Regions from separate parts of the Homo sapiens genome. Here region 2 is linked to region 1. A link is a loop called in an ENCODE intact Hi-C map of the cell type or tissue named here. Cell type or tissue: heart right ventricle. All regions are shown on one strand. Links, peaks and the distances in the headings refer to the core of each region. The heading gives the core; the rest is flanking DNA. Region 1 has its middle 39 kb from the start of SORBS1. Region 2 overlaps SORBS1 (sorbin and SH3 domain containing 1).

What was found. A loop is a pair of places that touch in the nucleus more often than their neighbours do. Peaks named below come from ENCODE experiments on the same cell type or tissue, not always from the same donor. Only the 100,000 strongest peaks of a DNase experiment are listed, where the experiment ranks them.
Region 2: it touches region 1 in a loop (4-fold over the local background); 90 of 110 quality-filtered maps call a loop at or near these places.

The regions. Positions count from the first base shown.
Region 1 is chr10:95,595,089-95,605,748 of GRCh38, forward strand. It overlaps the pseudogene RPS3AP36. Among named protein-coding and RNA genes, the nearest start is that of SORBS1, 39 kb to the left of the region's middle. In heart right ventricle, for the core only: CTCF peaks have their summits at 2,757, 6,244 (motif pointing left) and 6,469; DNase peaks (open chromatin) are centred at 6,213 and 10,220; H3K27ac peaks cover 1,356 bases.
Region 2 is chr10:95,375,417-95,386,380 of GRCh38, forward strand. It overlaps SORBS1 (sorbin and SH3 domain containing 1), which reads right to left. Exons shown (of 33, transcript NM_001034954.3): 16 at 8,822-8,869; 17 at 8,569-8,698; 18 at 6,269-6,383; 19 at 557-640. Among named protein-coding and RNA genes, the nearest start is that of PDLIM1, 90 kb to the left of the region's middle. In heart right ventricle, for the core only: no CTCF peak of the experiment used is centred there; no DNase peak of the experiment used is centred there; H3K27ac peaks cover 7,469 bases.

The DNA.
Region 1 (10,660 bases), core at 2,661-10,660:
ATGGAAATCATGACCCAAGAGGTGCAGACAAATGACTTGAAAGAAGTGGTCAATAAATTGATTCTAGACAGCATTGGAAAAGACATAGAAAAGGCTTGCCAATCTATTTACCTTCTCCACGATGTCTTTGTTAGAAAAGTAAAAATGCTGAAGAAGCTCAAGTTTGAATTGGGAAAACTCATGGAGCTTCATGGTGAAGGCAGTAGTTCTGGAAAAGCCACTGGGGACAAGACAGGTGCTAAAGTCGAATGAGCTGATGGATATGAATGACCAGTCCAAGAATCTGTTTAAAGTTCAGACTTATAATAGTGGCAAATAAAAAGTCCTATTTGTGATGAAAAAAAATAATGATAATCTCCAGTTCCATCCATGTTGCTGCAAATGACATGATTTCATTCTTTTTATGGCTAAACAGTATTCCATTGTGTATATATACCACATGTTCTTTATTCTACCATTGATGGACACTTAGGCTGATTCCGTATCTTAGCTATTGTGCATAGTGCTGCAATAAACATGCAAGTTTGCAGATATCCTTTTGATATATTGATTTCTTTTCCTTTGGGTAGATACCCATTAGTAGGATCGCTGAATCAAATGGTAATTCTACTTTTAGTTTTTTTAAGAAACCTCTGGCCAGGCACAGTGGCTCATGCCTGTAATTCCAGCATTTTGGGAGGCCAAGGCAGGTGGATCTCATGAGATCAGGAGTTCGGGACTCACCTCGCCAACATGGTGAAAACCCGTCTCTAATAAAAATACAAAAATTAACCAGGCATGATGGTGGGTGCCTGTAATCCAAGCTACTCAGGAGGCTGAGGCAGGACAGTCGCTTGAACCCGGGAGGCAGAGGTTGCAATGAGTTGAGATTGCACCACTGTACTCCAGCCTGGGCAACAGAGTGAGACTCTGTCTCAAAAAAAAAAGAAAAAAAAAAGAAATCTCCATACTGTTTTCCACAGTGGTTGTACTAGTTTACATTCCCACCAACAGTGTAAAAGAGTTCCCCTTTTTCCATATCCTCACCAAGATGCTATTTTTTTATCTTTTTAATAAAAGCCATTCTGATTGGAGTAAGATCTCATTGTGGTTTTGATTTTTATTTCTCTAATGATTAGTGATGGTGAACATTTTTCATATACCTGTTGGCCATTTACATGTCTTCTTTTAAGAAATGTCTATTTATGTCTTTTGCCCACTTTTTAATGGGATTATTTGTTTTTTCCTTTTTGAGATTTTTGAGTTCCTTTTATATTCTGGATATTAGTCCCTTGTTGAATGAATAGTTTGCAAATATTTTCTCCCTTTCAACAAGTTGTCCCTTCACTCTGTTGATTGAAACAATCAACTGCTGTTCAGAAGATTTTTAGTTTATTATAGTTCCGTTTGTCTATTTTTGTTTTTGTTGCCTATGCTTTTGAGGTCTTAGTCATAATTCTTTGCCCAGGCCAATGTCCAAGAGAGTTTTTCTTAGTATTTTTATAGTTTTAGATCTTATGTTTCAGTCTTTAATCCATTTTGAATTTACTTTCACATATGGTGAGAGAGAAGGATCCAGTTTCATTCTTCTACATGTGGCTATCCAATTTTCCCAGCACCCTTTATGGAAGAGGGTGTCCTTTCCCCAGTGTAAGCTCTTGGCACCTTTGTTGAAGATCAGTTGACTGTGTTCTCTAGTCTGTTCCATTGATCTATGTGTCTATTTTTATACCAATACCATGCTGTTTTGGTTACTATAGCCTTGTAATATACTTTGAAGTCCTGTAACATGACGCCTCTAGCTCCAGTTTCTTGAGAGTCTGGACCATCTCTATTTTCTTTGCCCTTGGGCTTTATAAGACACCCCTATGTCCATATAATACATTATCCTTTTCTTCTTAGGCAGGGCAGAGGTGGTTTATGTTACCTGTAATTCAACGAGTCTTAACTAAGACTACTTCTTTAATGGTGGGGCAGGTTTAGAAGGGTCCGGTGAAATGTGTCTCCCTCATTGCACAGAAGGAAGAGAAAGAGGATGAATGGTGATATTTCTGAGACCACAACTTTGGATCATGAATCCTCAGGCCAAGGAGAAACTGATGCCTCTAGATTCTGATCACTCTACTCCACCATGGGAAGAAATTCAGACATGCCTAAGAAGTTGTCTGAATCTGTCATCCAAAGCCAACCTGTCTTACCTTAATCTTTGATTAAAGTAAACTGCATTCCCATCCCCAGACAATATTAAAAAATGGGGGGAATGGAAACAGGGGAGATTCCTGTGTTTCTACATTTCACTTACTCCTGGGGCTCCCGAGTTGCAGATGAGCCTGAAGTTTACACCAGAGAATAAATAAGATAGCTGTTTGGACATCACACACCACTTTGCCAGTTTCCGTTCTCTTGAATTATTTACCATCTAATTGTCTGCATTGAAACAGAATCTGGAAACACAGAGTCAGAGTTGTAGCCCTATTTGCAAGTTACAGAAAGAAAACTAGAGTTCAGTGAAGTACCTGAGGCAGAAGCACTTCATGAGTTTCTGAAGTTCTCTTACCTTGGGAGGGCTGTGAAAGCAGGGGGTGAAACCAGCACAGCAGCAAAGAGAAACACAGCCTCAGGCTGGAAGGGACCTTAGAAGTCACTAGTCCAGTCTCCCATTTGAGGTCACTCTCTCCCTCCAGTGTAGAGGTCTGGCATCTAGTCTGTACTTTCCCCTCAACTGGCTATGTCACCAAGAGCACCTGAACCTTGATTTCTTCATCTGCAAAGGATAGAATACAAAGAAGGATGGAATGGAAAATAAACCTGTCTATAAATTTAAAAAATTGTTATCACAAATTTTATTTTCACCATTGTACCAATAATTTCTTCTTTCTTTCTTTTCCTTTTCTTTCTTCTTTTTCTTTCTTTTCTGACTCTCTCTCTCCTTCCTTCCTTCTGTCCATCCTTCCTTCCTTCCTTCCTCTCTCTCTTTTTTTCTTTCTTTCTTTTTTTTTTTTTTTTCAAGACAAGGTCTCACTCTGTGGCCCAAGCTGGAGTGCAGTGGCACGATCTTGGCCCACTGCAGTCTCAAATTCCTGAGCTCAAGCAATCCTTCCACCTCAGCCTCCCTAGTAGCTAGTAGCTAGGATCACGGATGTGCACCACCATGCTTGGCTACTTTTTTTTTTTTTTTTGAGACAGAGTCTTGCTCTTTCGCCTAGGCTGGGGTGCAGTGGCGCGATCTCAGCTCACTGCAACCTCCACCTCACGGGTTCAAGCAATTCTCCTGCCTCAGCCTCTCGAGTAGCTGGGACTACAGGTGTATGCCACCATGCCCGGCTAATTTTTGTATTTTTTTAGGAGAGACGGGGTTTCACCATGTTGGCCAGGCTAGTCTCAGATTCCTGACCTTGTGATCTGCCCGCTTCAGTCTCCCAAAGTGCTGGGATTATAGGCATGAGCCACCGCGCCCGGCCCATCCTCAGCTACTTTTTGTATTATTTTTCTTTTTGTAGAGACAGGGTCTCACCATATTGCCCAGGCTAGTCTCAAACTCCTGGGCTCAAGCAATCCTCTGCCTAGGCTTCCCAGTGCTGGGATTACAGGTGTGAACCACCATGCCTGGTCTGCACCAATAATTCCCATAGAAAGAAATATTAATAGCTATGAAAATTTTAAAATAAAGTAGAAAACTTAGAAAAGTATAATGACAAATAAAACTCACTTGTCTCACTGCTCAGTAGAAATCACTCATTAGCCGAGCATGGTGGTGTGTGCCTGTAGTTCCAGCTACTCAGGAGGCTGAGGCAGGAGAGTCACTTGAACCCGGGAGGCAGAGGTTGTGGTGAGCCGAGATCGCGCCACTACACTCCAGCCTGGAAAACAGAGCGAGAGTCTCTCTCTCTCTCTCTCTCTCTCTCTCTCTCTCTCTCTCTATATATATATATATATATATATATATATATATATATACACATATATATATATATACACATATATATATATACACATATATATATATATATATACACATACATATATATATATATATATATATACACATATCTTTTTTTTTTTTTTGAGACAGGGTCTCACTCTGTCACCCAGGCTGAAGTGCAATGGCTTGATTATTGCTCACTGTAGCTTTGACCTCCTGGTCTCAGGAGACCCTCCCGCCTCAGCCTCCTAAGTAGCCAGGACTACAGATACACATAACATGTCTGGCTAAGTAAAAAAACAATTTTGTAGACATAGGGTCTTGATATGTTGCCTAGGTTTGTCTTGAACCCCTGTCCTCAAGTGATACTCCAGCCTCAGCTTCCCAAAGTGCTGTGATTACAGTTGTGAGCCACTGTGCCCAGCCCATAATATTATTTGATACATTGTCTTCCAGTCTTTTTCCAACTAAATATATATAATTGAGAAATTTTATTTATACTGTTTTATAGCTTAGTTTTTTCCTATTCAATATTTTCTAGTGCGTCTCGTCTCCACGTCAGTAAATATTCTTCAAAAACAAGAATTTTGGCTGGGTGCCGTGGCTCATGCCTGTAATCCCAGCACTTTGGGAGTCTGAGGTAGGCCGATCATGAGGCTGGGAGCTCAAGACCAACCTGGCCAACATAGCGAAACCCCGTCTCTACTAAAAACACAAAAATTAGCTGAGCATGGTGGCGCGCACCTGTAGTCCCAGCTACTTAGGAGGCTGAGCCAGAAGAGTCGCTTGAACCCGGGAGGCAGATGTTGCAGTGAGTCGAGATCGTGATACTGCACTCCAGCCTGGGCAAGAGAGCGAGACTCAGTCTCAAAAAAAAATAAAAAATATAAAAAAATTAGATACAGGGTCTCACTATATTGTTTAGACTGGTCTCAGACTCCTGGGCTCAAGCGATCCTCCTGCCTTGGCCTCCCAAGATGCTGGAATTACAGGCATGAGCCACCACTCCTGGCCAAGTTATGCATTTACTAGTTAGGGTCAATTTACACCACCAATTTCAATGGAAATCAATATGATTTTTGATATTTGCAAAGAAAGTGGTCCACTTCTTACAAACAGACTTCGGGATGAAAAATGAAGATGAGGCAGACACATCTACAGTGAGGAAACGGATGATGCCTCCTTTTTCCTCATAGGCAACTTGGGGGAGGGGAAAGGAGGTAAGTAAAGGCATGTGGGGGAAGTCAGAGAAGCATCCACACCTGCTCATTATATCAAGTGTCTAGAGACTCTCTAAATAATTCAGACACAGTCGGCTCCCTCCAGGGGCAGGTGTTGAGGAGAGTTTCCAGACAAGCAGCTCCTCTTGCAAAACTGGGGCAGACTGAGGATCTGATTACGTGAAAAGGGGTCCAGTTAGTAGCTATGGCAACCTCCTTCTTCAGCCTTACAACTTGCCTTTGGGATAAGGTACAAGAAGCTTCTGGGAAAACACTACTGCTATGCCCCCTGTGGTGGTGAAGAGTTTTGAAGCTCTGTTGTCTTGGGTTCAAATCCAGGTTCCTCCGCTACAGTGTGATCTTGGGGAATTTACTGATCTTTAGGTTCTATACCTGTAAAATAGGGGTAACAATTCCCCTACTCAGATTATTGTGGCATCATGCATAATTCATCTAGCCCCCTTACTATGATGCTTAGTACATGGTGCTTAGTACATAGTAGATCTGTCCTAAGAATGTCCTCACTTTATGTCCTAGGAATTGATGCTTGGACTTTAAATAAAAGAGAAACGTAGGGCCTGGTGCGGTGGCATGCACTTGTAATCCTAACTATTCAGGAGCTGAGATAGAAAGATTGCTTGAGTCCAGGAGTTGAGTTTGAGACCAGTCTGGGTGACAGAGTGAGACCCCTGTCTCAAAGGGGAAAAAAAAAAGCAATGTTGAAAACTAAGAGAAAGCCATTCCTTAGAATCATAAACAGTAACAGCCAATAGTTATTAAAGGTTAACCATATGCTGAATACCGTGCTGAGTGCTTTACATTTACTCTCGCAAAACCATTTATGGATACGTATCATCAAAATTCAGAGAAGTTAAGACACTTTCCCCAGGTCAAACAACTAGTAGGTGTTAGAATCAAGGTCCAAACCCTATTCTGCCTCTAAACTGAAAAGGCCTGTGCTCTTACCCTGTAAGGAAGAGGATCTCTGGAAGTTATTTTACTGATCCAGCACTTCATTTCCAGGAGAGCAGCCTGAGGATCGGGAGGGGATAATTTGCTGGGCATTGAGGAAGAGCAGGCCGACTTCCTTAGGTCCATGGGACCCGACTGCCCTCTAGCGTTAGAGGAATCCTGGGGCCAGATGGAATAAAGAGCAAGTTGGTTTTCTTAGGTTATGGTGACTCCTCCTGCCTTCAGTATGGGATCATAGCTGCCTAGTTTGGTGTTTTCCTATTGGCCAAAGGGTTTCTCCTAGGGATTAGGGTAAAATAGGCTGTAAAGGGTGGGACTTAAGGATAAGAATTACCTGAATTTAGAGCAGCAATTCTCAGACAGATCAACGTTTGGACCATCAGGTGGAGGGAATGTCTCTTATCCCCAGCATCTGGCACGTAGTGGGTGCTCACTGGATACTGAATGAGGCTTTAAAATCTCATTCTCCCTAATAGCAGAGTTCTGTAAAATAGCAGAGATCTGCAAACTTAAATGAGGTGCCCTTAAGGTAGTTATGAAGTTATTCATCGATTTTTGCCAGAAGTGCTAGTGGAAAAGACATTGTAACATTTAACTCAATTCTACTACAGGAGACTCCACAGGACACTTTCATAAGGAAGAGAGAACAATGACACTCTTCAGTGGTTTAGAAATAAGTTGGGGTCAGGGACGACTTGATCGTCTTAGACTGCCAGCCTCATACCAGTGTCCCTAATGGTCCATGGATCTCAGAGAAAGCCCCCTCCATCTCTATAGCTCTGCCCAAGTAGCCTGTTTCAAAGCTACTCAGTGAGCATCTGTGTGCATTGCACCTTGCTGGGCTCAGTGGGGGATACAAAGACAGATATGCCAGATGTGGCTAATTGTGGCCAACCTGGATGGTGCTTCTTCCATGAGCTAGGTGTCCGGTCCATTATCTGATTATTTACTGACAGGAGTCTTCAAGGTAAGTATTAACTGTCTACTTTTTTCCAAATAAGGAAATTGAGGCTCATTGCAGCAAAAAACAATCCTGCAAATTCCTACAATTTATAGATGGGAGTGCAAGTCATATGACTTCCAAATCCATACTCTTTCCACTATGCCACTCTGGCCAATTCTTTGAAATATTAGGACTCCTTTTCTAAAATGCAGGTATCTCCAAGACAATTATTCCTGTTTTTGTCTGCTTGGGCTGCCATAACAAAATATCATAGACTAGGTGGATCAAACAACAGAAATTTATTTTTCAGTCTGGAGATTGGGAAGTCCAAGATCAAGGTGCTGGCCAGTTCGGTGTCTGGTGAGGGCCCTGCTTCCTAGCTTGCAGGAGACTGTTTTGTCTTCTCACTGTGTCCTCACATGAAGGGCAGGAGGTCAAGGTCTCTAGAGTCTCTTATTTTACTTTTTACTCAACAGTTTGTTGAGAGACGTGGCATCTCTTACGAAAGCACCAATCCCACCATGAGGGCCCCACCCTCACGACCTCATCTAACCCTAATTACCTCCCAAAGGCCCCGTCTCCAAACACCATCACATTGAGGGGTAGGACTTCAACGAAGGAATTTGGGAAGGGCACAAACATTTAGTCCATAACAACCCCCATCAAGCCATCAGTTTAAAAATAGATGGCTTTTCCTATACTTTGTTTCTTACATTTAGCTTTCTCTAGCCTCATTTCCTACTGACCCTTAGTCTGTAGCCTCTGCCTAGGGCAAGTTTACAACTCACTTTTTTTTTTTTTTTGAGACAGAGTTTCACTCTTTTCACCCAGGCTGGACTGCAATGGCACGATCTCATCTCACTGCAACCCCCATCTCCCAGTTCAAGAGATTCTCTTGCCTCAGCCTCCCAAGTAGCTGGGATTACAGGCGCCTGCCACCATGCTCGGCTAATTTTTGTGTTTTTAGTAGAGACAAGGTTTCACCATGTTGGCCAGGCTGGTCTTGAACTGCTGACCTCAGGTGATCCATCCGCCTTGGCCTCCCAAAGTGCTGGGATTACAGGCATGAGCCACTGCACCGGCCTACAACTCACTCTTTCCTCTCCAAAACTGCCTGGGAATTTTGTCTTTTCTCCACCTCTTATGGAGCACTTCAGCTTTCCTATATTAAACCCGCATTACAAAACTCATCAATGAGTTCAAGGGAACAAAAGAGCCTTCCAAGAAAATCTCTTTGGAAAGTCACTAGGGGTAACTGTACCTAACATCGCTACCCCCTAATGTAGTAGCTTACCCGATTTTTATCTTCTCCTCTTCCTCACAAAGAGGATCTTGATTTTTGTTTGAGCAGGAATGTGCCCAGCTGTAAAACTCTACTTCCCAGTCCTTGCAGCTACAGTTGCTCATGTGGCCACAATAAACAGTTCCTCCTGATGAGATGTAAGGGAAGTCACTTACTGGGGCTTCCAGGAGAGCTCTTTAAATGTGGGTGTGTTGGGCGAACTCAGCTGTGCATGCCTCTTTCCCCTGCCCTTCTTCCTGACTGGGACATAGATGGAACACAGGTGTGGAGATGGAACAGCCATCATGGTGCAAGGGAAGCTGCGGAGTTAAGAATGTCAGGGCTGAAAGTTGGAAAGAGTCTGGGTTCCTAATGGCATCACAGAGTTGCCCCGTTGGTCTTGAGCTACTTCTGGACTTCTCATTATGGAAGAAAAACAAAACTCTCAGGTTACTTACAGTAGTGGTAATGCTGAGATAAATCATATAAGGGGCTAAAAATTCCAATTCTTTGCCCCACCCTCAGAAATTTTGGCTCAGCAGGTCTGGGTGCGGGAATCTACAGTTTTAGCTAGGCCCTGTGGTCATTCTGTTACAATGATCCTTGAACCACAGTTTGAAGTAGTCTGAGGCCCACATATACAGCAAATAGCAGAGGGGTGTGTGTGTGTGTGTGTGTGAAGAGCGGGTCAGTGATGTTGGGTTTTGCTTTCAATGCCTACCAAAGACTTGGCCAGCTGTGGATGTCAGATATAAAAAACACCTTGTTCAGCTAATTTGCAATTTAGTGATAAAGAGCTTCCCACACCTCCATCTAACTAGAAAGCTTATCCAAGCTCCCATTTCATGAGTGTGGAAACTGAGGCAAAAATGTTTAAGTAGTTACCCAAGGTCACAATGCCAGTCAGTGACAGAGCTGGAAAAAAAATTCTGGAGTCCCAGTTCAGTGCTCCCTCCATTACACTGGGCTGCAAATAGCACCATGAAACTTTAGTGTCTGCTCACCTCTCCCTCCCATTTCCTCTGTCAGGCAGTGCAGTGGGACATTGTGGCTACCTCTCTGGCCGCCATCCCAGCCCTCTTTTATTCCCCAGCAGCCCTACTGTTTAGGTGAATGAATCCTGCTCTCAGCTCCATGAATCAATTAGGATAATCTTCTTCCCCTATCCGATTTTCCTCCTCCCTTACCAATAGAACCCTTACTTTCTTGGAGCTGCAATGTGCCCAAATAAAAAAGCTACACCTCCCAGATCCCTTTTAGAGAGGGTAGGCCATGAGCTAGTTTTGGTCAAGCACTGGGCAGGGGGGTCTTCCTGGAATGTCACTTAGAAGGGGCAGCTGGCAGACACTCCTCTGCCTATGGTTTTTCCTTCTTCCTGCTGGCTGGAATGCAGTCCTGATGGTTGGAATGCCACTACCATGTGGACAAGAGCCTTACCCTAGGACAGAAGAGAATAAATCAAAAGCAGCCCCAGTGCCTGATGGCCTTCATGGAGGCATTAAGTCAGCCTTGAAGCTGCCTACCTCCAGAGCTCTTTTTACATGAGAGAAACAGGAATGATCAAGTTCAAGCCCCAATTCTTTGAAGTTTCTGTGGCATGCAGTTCAACTCAATGTGTGCATTTATAGCAATGATTGATGCAGGCCAGTTTAATGAGTGAAGCTTGGGGTTTCTGTCTGATGATGATAGTGGTCTTTCTCAGGGCCCAGATGCAGGCCTGCCTTCTCAGTGGTCTTCCCCAAGGGCCCCAGCTCTCTTGGGCTGCCTTCTATTTAAGATTCCTGGGCATTTGTTGTCTGGTTGGGAGCTCATTGTGGTATTTGTGACAGTTTCAGGCAGGACTGTTTATAGCCTTTTCAGGCAAGCTATGCCAGAACTCCTCATCCAGAGGGCAGGGCAGTCAGGGTGACTTGCCAGACCATGTAAGGGTCTGGAGGAGAGGCAGGCTGTGCAGCCAGCCTGGGAACATGTTCCACATGACACCATCATTCTTGTGCTGGTAAAACATCCTCAGAGGAAAAGCAGCAGCATCGTAAGCGAGTGCTTATTTCTTTAGGAGGCCCCCATGAAATCTTTCAACTGCAGACTGTCAGGCACCAGGGGCCCTAAGGACAGGAGCTAGAGATGGAGGGAGAGTGGGGAGGGTCCGAGCTGTCAAGTGATCCTGAGGCAACAGGACTGGCAGGGAGGAGCTGGGGGGATGCAGTGAACTAAGGATGTCAGCTGGGGCTATGTGCCACCGCGGGAGCTCGCTCAGGTTGGACCCCACCAACTTCAGACCTTCACTGCACTTTTAGTCTTCAAGCTCTTGGGGCTTAATCTCCTGTTTTCCTTTCCTGTCT
Region 2 (10,964 bases), core at 2,549-10,548, 220 kb before region 1:
TTTGGGAAATATCCTACATCATAGAAATCATTCCCTAAAAGTCACCTATAATGGGGTTGCATTTGTGGGTCACATCTGCACAAAGAGGTCCTTGTTGGCCTGCTCTGGGACTTCATTTACATATGTGCTTTTAAAAATGCTATTTAAAGCAGAGACAATGCTGGTCTTCTCAGTGTGTAACACATTTTCAGCTTGTCTTTCACAGACCATAAAGACTTTGGTCAAGGAAGTGAAAACAATGGCTGAAATAATGCCATCCGCAAGGCATGTGGTACTTGTTGTTAGTGGGGGGAGGTCTAAGACAAGCAATGATTATTTGTGTTTCTCTGGGATATTCCAGCAAGATATACTTCCAGAGCTCACTATCCTTTCTCAGTGAAGTAAGGCAAAAGAAAGCTCAGAGGTTGTAGTGAGAAGAGACAATCCCACTACGGACAACCAACATGACTGCTCCCCACTTTCTGAATTCCTTACAAACATCTGATTCTTTAGCAGCAACAACGCATCCACAGCATTAGTTTAAAAGGTGTATAACCACTGAAGCTATTAAACTTACCGGTTTCCCAAACTCCAATTCCGAAAAGAATTTATACCAAGGTTCATTCTTTAAATCTATCTCTTCTGGGCTTATATCCCGACTCTATAGGGGTTGGTGATAGAGAAATGGAAGAAAGAGAAGGATAACATTATGCAAAGATTACATAGGAACAGGCCAGTAGAGATGCAGTGGTTTCCAGGTATATACAGGAGCTGCATTCAACAGCAGCAATCATCTGTTTTTACTGACAACAGCAAAAACAGGAGGGAGAGGATGGGTTTATAAAAACAGGGAAATTGAGGCAGGGAACAGTAAGTGAATCATTCTCAGCCCTAAGGCAGAGGAAAATGGACTATAGATGGACAACTCTGCACCACACTGCTGCCTACACAACAAGTCTGAATCTGGGCATAACAGCATTCTGCAATAATTTTCAGTAATGTGGAAGAAAAGAAAGCCCTTTACAAAGAACTATTAGTTATGAGCAAATGACCTGGTGAGCACACCAAACATTTAGCCATCTATGCCAGTTGAGTAGAGCTGATTTTTATGGGCTAGTACAACTTTAGTACTTATTTGCAAAGCTGCCTTAAGGTTTTCGAAATAAACACAAATATTGACACTTTATAAAAGCCAATTGGTTAATACTGCATCTTTAATGGCACATGAGTAGGTAGGAAACCATGTCCCGTACACAGTAAAGTGAAAGTGAAAAATGATATAAGTAAAGACAGAGGACACAGTGAAAAAACATTTTAAACAAGTATCCATGGCGGATGAATACAGACAGAATATACTTCGTGTTTTAACAAATAAATGTTAAAGAATTGGGAAAAAATAAAGTGAAAGAAAAGCTAGACAAGACAGATAACAGAACAAAGGGGAAAAAAACTTCTGGGTTATATGACAAAAATAAGTTAGATTTCTCACTTTATATAACACTATGAGGTATCAATAGACTGATAATTTGATTTCATGGGATATAATATTTAACCAAATAAGTATAAAGTTCTGGCACCTTATTTCATGGAATAACACGTGTTTCTGGAAATAACTAGTTGGAAAATGAATGTGTGCAAAGCAAATCATGTTTTCCCCTTCATAAATTGGAGAAATGTTTACATCAGGGAAAAGTGTTTGAGGTTCATGACTAATTAAGTATGTATATATGTTTCAAAAAACATTGATAATCGCAAAAAGAGAGTTGGGGTGATTTTCTACAATAACCTGAAATATAAAATGCATACACTTTCTACTGAGATTGAAAACACTGCACAACAAACTTCACTACTTCTGGGCTATAACACCTGAGGGAGGGGGTTGCCATGTGTGGTGTGCAGGTCTTTAATGCTAGTGCTTCACAAAGCAGCTCTTCTTGTACTTTACTTACAACACAGTTAACATCCCCTTTGCAGCTTGTAGAAAAATGGCTGCTAACTTTCTTAGTGACCTTTACCATCCCTTTTTCTAAGATCTTTAAAAGAATCTTTAGCATTACTTTCACTTTTGCTACAGGTAGAGGACTATGGAAATATGGCAGGGAACCTTCTTTTAACTGAAACCAAGCTAGGTTGAAATCGGAGGGAAAATCATACTGAAACACAAGGTCTGTCCTCCTGCATCCAGATAAGACTTCCTCCAAATGTCTTTAGGGACTTACGGTTTAAATCCTGAAGGAGAAGCCTTGCCCTCCCTGTAGTAAATGGATTCTATATTTATTCAATTCAGTGAAAGGAGGTACAATACCTACAAAAACACAACTACTCAGTAGTGGCAATTTAGACATTGGGAGTTTCTAGATCCTAATATGATGGGGTTTCATGAATCTATTTCATGTTTGTTATTTTTACAAAGACTATTTATAAACTGCCCTCTGGGAATGGTTAGGCTTTTTTTTTTTTTTTCTTAAATAAAATGTACCAGCTCTTTCGGGGAACTGCCTGAAAGTTTTGGTACTCATGATCCTGAAGTAATTAACTTATTTTATTCCCAAAGGTTGTCTGCAGATCGTTTTACTGTGGAGGTTAATGCTGTGACAATAATAGAATCAGGAGGTTATGTCAAACAGCGATGGGTGAGAGCAACCAGCCTCAGTCCTTTGAGCTGCCCAGAGATAAAGCTAAAAAGGTGATACCACACAGCCCTCACATCTGCATTTGATTTTGCCAAGTATAACTCAGCTGTGGATCCTGTTATGGAACAGACCAATAGAAAAACATCCTTCTGGACACAGAGCAGGAACTCTGGCCTGGCAGACAGGGAAAAATTCCATAATGCCTGGCAAAGTTCTTTAGTACCACAGGCTATTCTCCCAGCTCAAAAAAAATCCTTGGAAAAGGGCAGGTAACTCACCAGAAAAATGCCAACTTCTCCTCAAAGACAGTTTTGCTTCTTGAATGGAAGCCAGAGACCAGCTTCAAATTCCAATTAAGTAAGTCGCCTGAATGTGGTATGTCTGTGTAGCACTTCATAATATTCAGTTATTGTACCCATATTATCACATTTGACCCACCCCATCTTCCAATTCCTAGTCCAGTGTTCTTTACACTATACCATATTCCCCTTTTCATATTCCACATGACAGGGGGGCAGGCCCACTAAGTTTGCGATGACACCAAGCTAAAGCAGGGCTAAATGACCATGCTGAAAAGCCAGGAAAGGAACACAAAGTGAGGATGAACTGGGAAGAAACCAAGCTGGGGAAATCCCCTTGTTTTACACTTCTAAAATGTACACTGTGTCTGTAATCCCTCTTTTAATATCTGTCCGTCCTACTACATATATGTGTGTGTGTGTGTGTGTGTGTGTGTATGTATGTATGTATATATTTAACTGAACTGAACTTCTGTAAGAGACTTAGAGGAAGGTATAAAAGAATGAGTCCTGAAAAAGGCCATTTCTGACAAAGCAAGGACTGACCAATAGATCTCCAATTCCAAGGCTAGAAGAGAAAAAAGTATCCTACTATGATAAGAGGGGACCAAGTAGAGATAAAGACCCACATACGTGCCAGGTTTGGTCGCTCAAGCCTGTAGTCCCAGCAGTTTGGGAGGCCAAGAGGGGCAGATTGCTTGAGCCAAGGAGTTTGAGACCAGCCTGGGCAACATGGTGAAACCCCATCTCTACAAAAAATAAAAAATTAGCTGGGCCAGGCACGGGCTCATGGCTGTAATCCCACACTTTGGGAGGCAGAGGTGGGTGGATCATTTGAGGCCAGGAGTTCAAGACCAGCCTGGCCAACATGGTGAAACCCCATCTCTACTAAAAATACAAAAATTAGCCGGGCATGGTGGTGCGTGCCTGTAGCCCCAGCTACTTGGGAGGCTGAGGTGAGAGGACTGCCTGAGCCTGGGAGGTCAAGGCTTCAGTGAGCCATCATCACACCACTGTACTCCAGCCTGGGTGATAGAGTGAGACCCTATCTCAACAAAAAAAAAAAAAAAAAAAAAAAGACCTTCATATGAGTCTTTCAAATAGATGACTAGGTCATCAAGTTTGTAAGTCTTCTGTAGGGGGTTTTGAAGGCAGTACAGTGTTTCTTTCATCTTTCTGGAATGATTTAGAGTATGCTCCAGGGCAAGGTGAGCTCTAGGGCAACCTCTCCTGCTAACCATGCATAGATGTGCCTATGAAGTCACAATTTAAATTGCCAGAGTTAAGCAGACGTAAGTACCTCAAATGGAAAAAGCATTTTTTCTCCTAAAATGAGGTAGTGCATATCTGAGAGCAGACTTACATTCTACATCTGTCACTAGTTAGTATACTTACCCACAGTTAACAACGGAAGTGTGTGTTTTGGGGCGATGGGGGTGTATGCTCAAATTCTGGCAAACCAGATACTAGATACCAAAAGCCAAGACTCACATGCTGAAACTCACACTTCACCTTTTCTGTCCATGTGATAAAAACAGCAGGAAACAAAATCAAACATAAAGGATGAATTCAACTACTGTGAAGGGCAGACTGTCAAAAGATTAAGATTCAACTAAAACTTCTCTTTGGAGGAACAGAGCTAAACTGGGTGAAACTATTGGACATTCCTACTCCTCCTTGGCCTGCCTTTGGTGTTCATGCCCCATTAGTGGCTTGGCTTAGGGCTTGGTACTACACAGAGGAGCTTTGCAATCCATGTACGTGCTCACCACCATTCTCCAAGAAGGCCCCGTGGGGCACTATGTGTTACTTTTCAGGGTTTGTAAAAACAACGTAAATGATCCCAAGAACTGTGGTATGGAAGATCCTGGTAAACTATTGCGGTATCAATGAGAAAAACTAAACTATGTTGTTTTTCCTAGTTCTGAGTAGTGGTTAAATGACTAAGAACCAGGGAAAGGAGCTGGAAACAAAGGAGAAATTAAGAAAAGGGAGCCTTCGGTAAGAGCCATGAAAATCTATGAATGGTAATACTGCCAAAACAAAAACACTCAAAGGTCTACAGAGTCCCTGAAATCATTTAAATGTATTAATATGTAATGGTGGGTCCCAGTGTTGGAAATAAACCCAAGGAGCACGACTTTCTTTGCAGGAGCACCTGGGTGCAAGGTTACCTTCTATGTTTCTTACGTACAGTATCTTCTAACAGCAGAGAACCTCCAAAGAAGGGCAGTAGTGGGGAGAAGGCGAAATTCTGTGCTCCTCTCTGAACTTTCTGCTTGAAATAACTGGTGCATAGTGAACGCTGAAGAATGACAACTCTAAGTATTTCTGTGACCTGTTGACCTTTTTTCCTAATTAAAATGACTTATCCTTCAGTGCTTTTAGAGATGTCACATTTTTATCTCAGTAGAAGTCAAATCGATTCTTCTTTCAAAACATGTAGAGCCGATGAGGCGGAGGGAACATAATTTGAGCCTGCATTTCAGAGGCCTGCTTATTCTGTAGACATTGTGGTGACCGTATTTTAATAAAAACCAAACTCCAGCATAATAATTCCATCCTGCTGTCCTGCTGGAGGACTGCAATGTTTATGGAGCTTTGGAGAACCCCTTAACCAGGATCACAATTCCAAAACAGCTTTTCCCAATGAAGGGTTAATAAAAGGATGCATGATTGGCAGGTATGAAACTAATCAATGTGTAAGAATTCTTCCTGTTTCACAGAAGAGGCCGCTTTTCCAGGGTGGTCTGCTATATGCATACAAACCATTTTCCCCACTCATAATTGCTTAGAGATGTAAACTTGTATAGGGAATCATAAACCAGGTCGAATATGAAATTTGTCCTCAATATTGCACTTGTCAAAAAAGGAAGACCTAAAGGATATATTCTAACAGCCTGGGCCTTTTTTCCAAGTCACAACATCCTATTAGTTATGTAGCTTTTAATGACATTCTAGTAACTTGTACAAAATTTATGCCTGTTCAGAGTCACTTAAAAAAAACTGGACTTCAGTCCACTTAATGACAAGCCTGATAAATGAACACTTAGACATTCAAAAAAAGACAGCAGCAAAATCAATCTTTATGTTAGTAGAAAAATTAATATTAGTTAAAACCATGCACAAAAAAAGCAACAGAGCCACAATAAGAGGGTTTTTTAAAAGCAGACTCGCGGGACTTATTTTATGAACACCTGCAAAAATGAAAAGGGTAAAAGTACTTCATTTTTGTCATTATCTTCAAAACAAAGTTAAGTCTATCTCAAGGGGAAAGAATGTAATCCAACTGCACAATGCATTCTGATTAAAGAACATGGGCACGGTGAGACAAAATAACTTTAATATGCACATTACCATCTTTTCGTTGGTCAGAACGGAAGACTTGCCAGGCTGATATTCGTAAATGCTCTTGGGCTCTGCACGATATTTTCTTGTGTCTACTTTCTTATCTGGGGGTTCCCAGTCATTTCTGCAGAAAGAAAATTCTATTAGAGCTATTTTCATGACAACTGGCATTAGCTTCCGACACGGTCTGACTTTGGATGGCTGTAGTGTAATCAAAGAACTGTTATATCCAAAGCATAACATCGGAGTCAGGGTGAACAATTTAGTTGTGTTGGTTTGCTTCTCAAAACAACCAGTTAAAGTTTGGTGTTCGCTTCTCACAAGGCTTGAGATGTCCTGTGCTCAAAACCAGGCACCAGGAAGGGGAGTGGACAAAGCAACAGGAACAGAGGCGGCAGCAGCAAAGCTGGCTCTGGAAAAATCTTTCACCTTGCTTCGCTCTATGGGCTTTTCATTCCACAGACATGCCTGTACTTCCCATTCACACTAGAGCAGTGAGAGAGAACACAGGTCCTGGAGCCAGTTGACTGTGGTTCAAATCCTGCCACACCCCTTGCTAACTAGGTGATCTTAGACAAGTATTTCACCTCTTGGTATCTCAGTTTCCTCATCTGAAAAATGGGGTTGTTGTAAGGACTAAACAATTTACATGAGACAGCACATGTAATCACTGAGCAAAGTGCCAGGCCCATAGTAACCACACAATAAATGTCAGTTGCTACCATAATTGCATTCTTCCCTGTTCCACACTGGAATAGGGAAGAGGTAACTGTGGGTTGAGACCTTAGATTCAAGTCAGTAATTGATTTTGGTTTGATTTTTGTATATGGTGAGAGATGGGGGTCTAGCTTCACCCTTCTGCATAACCAGTTTTCCCAGCACCATTTATTGAAGGGTCTGTCTTTCTCCCAATGTATGTTCTTGGCACCTTTGTGGAAAATAAGTTCACAATAGGTGTGTGGATTTGTTTTTGGGTTCTCTATTCTGTTCCATTGGTCTATATGTCTGTTTTTATGCTAGTACCAAGCTGTTTTGTTTACTATAAGCTCTAGTTTGCAAATTTTTTATTTGTGCATTACCGTACTTTGCACTGTGATTAAGTTTTTCATGCAAGGCTGTAAACTTCTTGAAGGCAGAGACAATGATTTATATATACCTATATCCTTCCATGATATATGGTTAAATCTGCAGGGAATACACCCAGTGGGTTCTGGATGAAGGCAACTATAAAGGATTTGTGGGTATACCCAGGTTTCTTTTCAAATTAATTATCAAACTCCTCAGGTAGAGGCCACTTAAGTTCGTGTGGTGCTTTTAAAAACAGCCATTAATTTGTCTGTGAGGTTGGAAAAGGTAGAGGTGTGAAATTGGATGTGTATTTAAGGAAGAAGTAAATAATTTTGTTTGGCCAGAGCCTTTTGTGTGTTGAGAAGTGGTGTAAGTTGGGGCTAGAAGATGCATGGAACTCCTGTCCAAATAGCATGAGGAGATTGCTTCAGAGGGCATTTTTAGAGATAAGAACTCAAGTCAGGTGTTTGGGACCAGCCTAGCCAACACGGCGAAACCCTGTCTCTACTAAAAAAATACAAAAATTAACCGTGAGTGGTGTGTGCACCTGCAGTCCTAGCTACTCGGGAGCCTGAGGCATGAGAACTGCTTGAACCTGGGAGGCAGAGGGTGCAGTGAGCCGAGATCACACCACTGTACTCCAGCCTGGATGACAGAGCAAAACTCCGTCTCAAAAAAAAAAAAAAAAAACTCAAGAAAAAGAAAACTGTTTTGTTTGCTGCAGGCATTTTAAGAGATTTATTAATGCTGTCACTAGAACAAGTCCAAGGCTTATGTCTCAATAATACATGTTGCATGAGTAAATGGACATTAAAAAGTGTGGCTTCTTTTTAAGTTATAGTCATTGCTATGAATATGTGAACACAGTATGCAAAAAGAATATGACAACATGTGACAAATCTTGCAGTTAAGATTTCTCTTGTGAAAATGCAAAAAGTTATGATAATGATAGTCAATATTAATTAAGCCCATACTCTTAACTTGGCTCCCATACTAGGAGCTAAGTGCTACCAGGAATGTTTACAGGTATTATCTCATTTTAACCTTGCACTATCCTTACTAGGAATCATGCTATTTTTATCCCCATTTTACAGAGGAGGACATTGAGGCTAAGAAATAAGTCACTGCTAATAGGTGACAAGGGACAGACTCAAATTCCACATTCCTAAGAATGGAGGCTCCTAGGTCTCAATGAACAACAAGGCCCAGGCTGAATGAATGAGAGACAAGCGGGCACTTACCTTTCTGAGCTTGACTTCAGTGAGGAAGAGCGGGCTGGGAGGGGTAGTGTGGCCGACCTCTTGACTACCTTCTCACCATCAATGTAGCTCATCTCACTTTTTGAGCGAGGCACAGAAAGGGGAGATTTTGCTGGAGAAAGACAGTGCAGACAAAAGACTTAAAACTCATGAAAACTGAGAACAGGGCAATTATCTTCCCTCATCCACCACTTTCCCTTCCGCCCCCACAACCAGGTTATTTGAAGTCACTTACTGTCTTCAGAAAATGAGTATCTGGGAGAGTACAGATCTGAATCATCATCTATTGAACAAAACAAAATGTAGTCAGGAGAAGTCTGGCTAAGGTAAGAGAACCAAGTTGTATGTTCCCCATTTCCACAGTCTGGTACGAGCATCCAGCCCCCCTAGGGATCCCAGCGGACAGAAGAGTGAAGCGCCAGAAGCTACACCACGGCAGAGCACGTTTGAGAGGAGCAAGGTTTGTAGGGCACACCCAACCAAACCTGTAGTCCAGGCAGGACAGTCACAACTGGCAGATGCTGCTGCCTGACATCAAGAAATGCATGGGGACAAACAGCCAAGGGTCCTTCTCTAGAGAATCCACACAACCAAAGCTGGAATGCAGGGTCTGGGTCTGGCTGAGTGGGAAGCAGGGGCTGAGATGGATCCCCGGCTGCACCAGCTCAGTGTACGGTTAAGCTCACCGAGTTCAACAGTGTCTTGAAAGGCCTCTTACCGGGGCCTCGGGCTGCTATTGGGTGGGAAGGAGAGGCCCAGAGGGTGGGTTTTCTAGCTTCTTGCCTCAGCTTTGACCTGTTTTATATGGTAAGCTTTCATACACATCATTAACAAAGAAGTTCTGCAGCTAAGAGAAGAATTTGAGAAAACCCTCATCAAAATTTGTTTTGATTCCACCTCAATCTGGTTCCCTGAGTAGATTTGTTTCCTGGGAACACAACAGACCCATCGTCAAACGGCTTCCTCTGCAAAGGTACTACTCGGAGTGAGTATCTAAACTGCATCTCTGGAGCAAATCAAACTCACGCGTGTCTCTATGGTGGGAGGTGGCTCTCCAAAGGCATGACACACATTCCTACGTAGGCTAGACACTGGGTTCTAAAACTTGCAGAACCTATACAAGACCTGAAGCCCTTGTGGAAGTGGCTGTATCTTCTGAACTAAAAATCAGACCACAGGCACATTGATGGGAACAGGTTTTTAAAGTGGGACTGTCCTGAAAATGCACTTTATCTAGTCACTACATCCATGATGGTCCCTCCAAAGCACTACACCAAAAAGAGTTAGTCTGAAATAGTTAGCCTTTCCCATTTCTAACATCTTGCTAATCTGGATTCAAAATTCACATACATGGAATGAAGACCCAATTCCTTCCCTAAAGTTCATGACAACTTTAGGAAAGCACATGAACTAACCTGCAAAGACAAGTCAAAGAATCCACTGTATGGTGGTGACTTCGTGTTAATCAAGTCCTTGTTTCTATGCAAATCATTTTAAGTTTCAGAAGAGACAAGGCCAGAATATTTTATGAAATATAAATAAGCTAACATTGCTATTATTTTGATAAAGCATTATTCAGACAGCCTCTCTAACAATCACTCCTTCTTGTCCCCTCTTTTCCCCATTTTTATTTGTCTCAGGTCTCCCTTGGCCCACATAAGGGACAGGCATCGGGTACCAAGGTACCTTTTCCCCTACTTCCTTCCCTCACTTTCAAGAATTTATCAATATCAAGGTTGAACAGGGCTTAAGGTTTTTTTCTACCAACATAGCCAAGCCTTTCACTATTTTAAATTGAGTGTGTAAGCTTATTTATGTTATCTTCTGAAAATAGAACAGGGGAAAGAGATAAAGTGGGATCCAGAAAAAGATTTTTTGAAAGATTATTCTGAAAAATTGTGTGTTGACAGTTGTTTTTTTAAACAGAACGTCTGATTATACTGACAAAATGCCATGATGTCAAAGAAAACTAAAAATGAGCTTTGATTACAGGGACTTGATTAGAAAAAATGCTGCAATGAAAATGCCCAAATGAAAAGTTAGCTAGTTAGAAGCTGATGTATGCACTGCTTAAAACGTAGCCTAGCATTTTAGCTCAAAACCCTGTACATCTCTGAATCATGGAGAAATTATAGCTTATCAGTAGATGATAAGATGAAGGTTAATTTATAACTATTACCTGGTTCATGAAGTAAGAAGCAAAGTTTTCACTGGGTGGAGAGGAGTGGCATTTAAATATTCAGGTTTTTTTGTTTTTTTTTTTTAAGCCTGAGCTCTTTAAAAAATGTTTCTATCTAGAGCTTTCTAATGTGGAACTCTAGAAGGTTTATTAGAAGAAAATGAGAAATACTGGTTGAGCGTGGTGGCACATGCCTGTA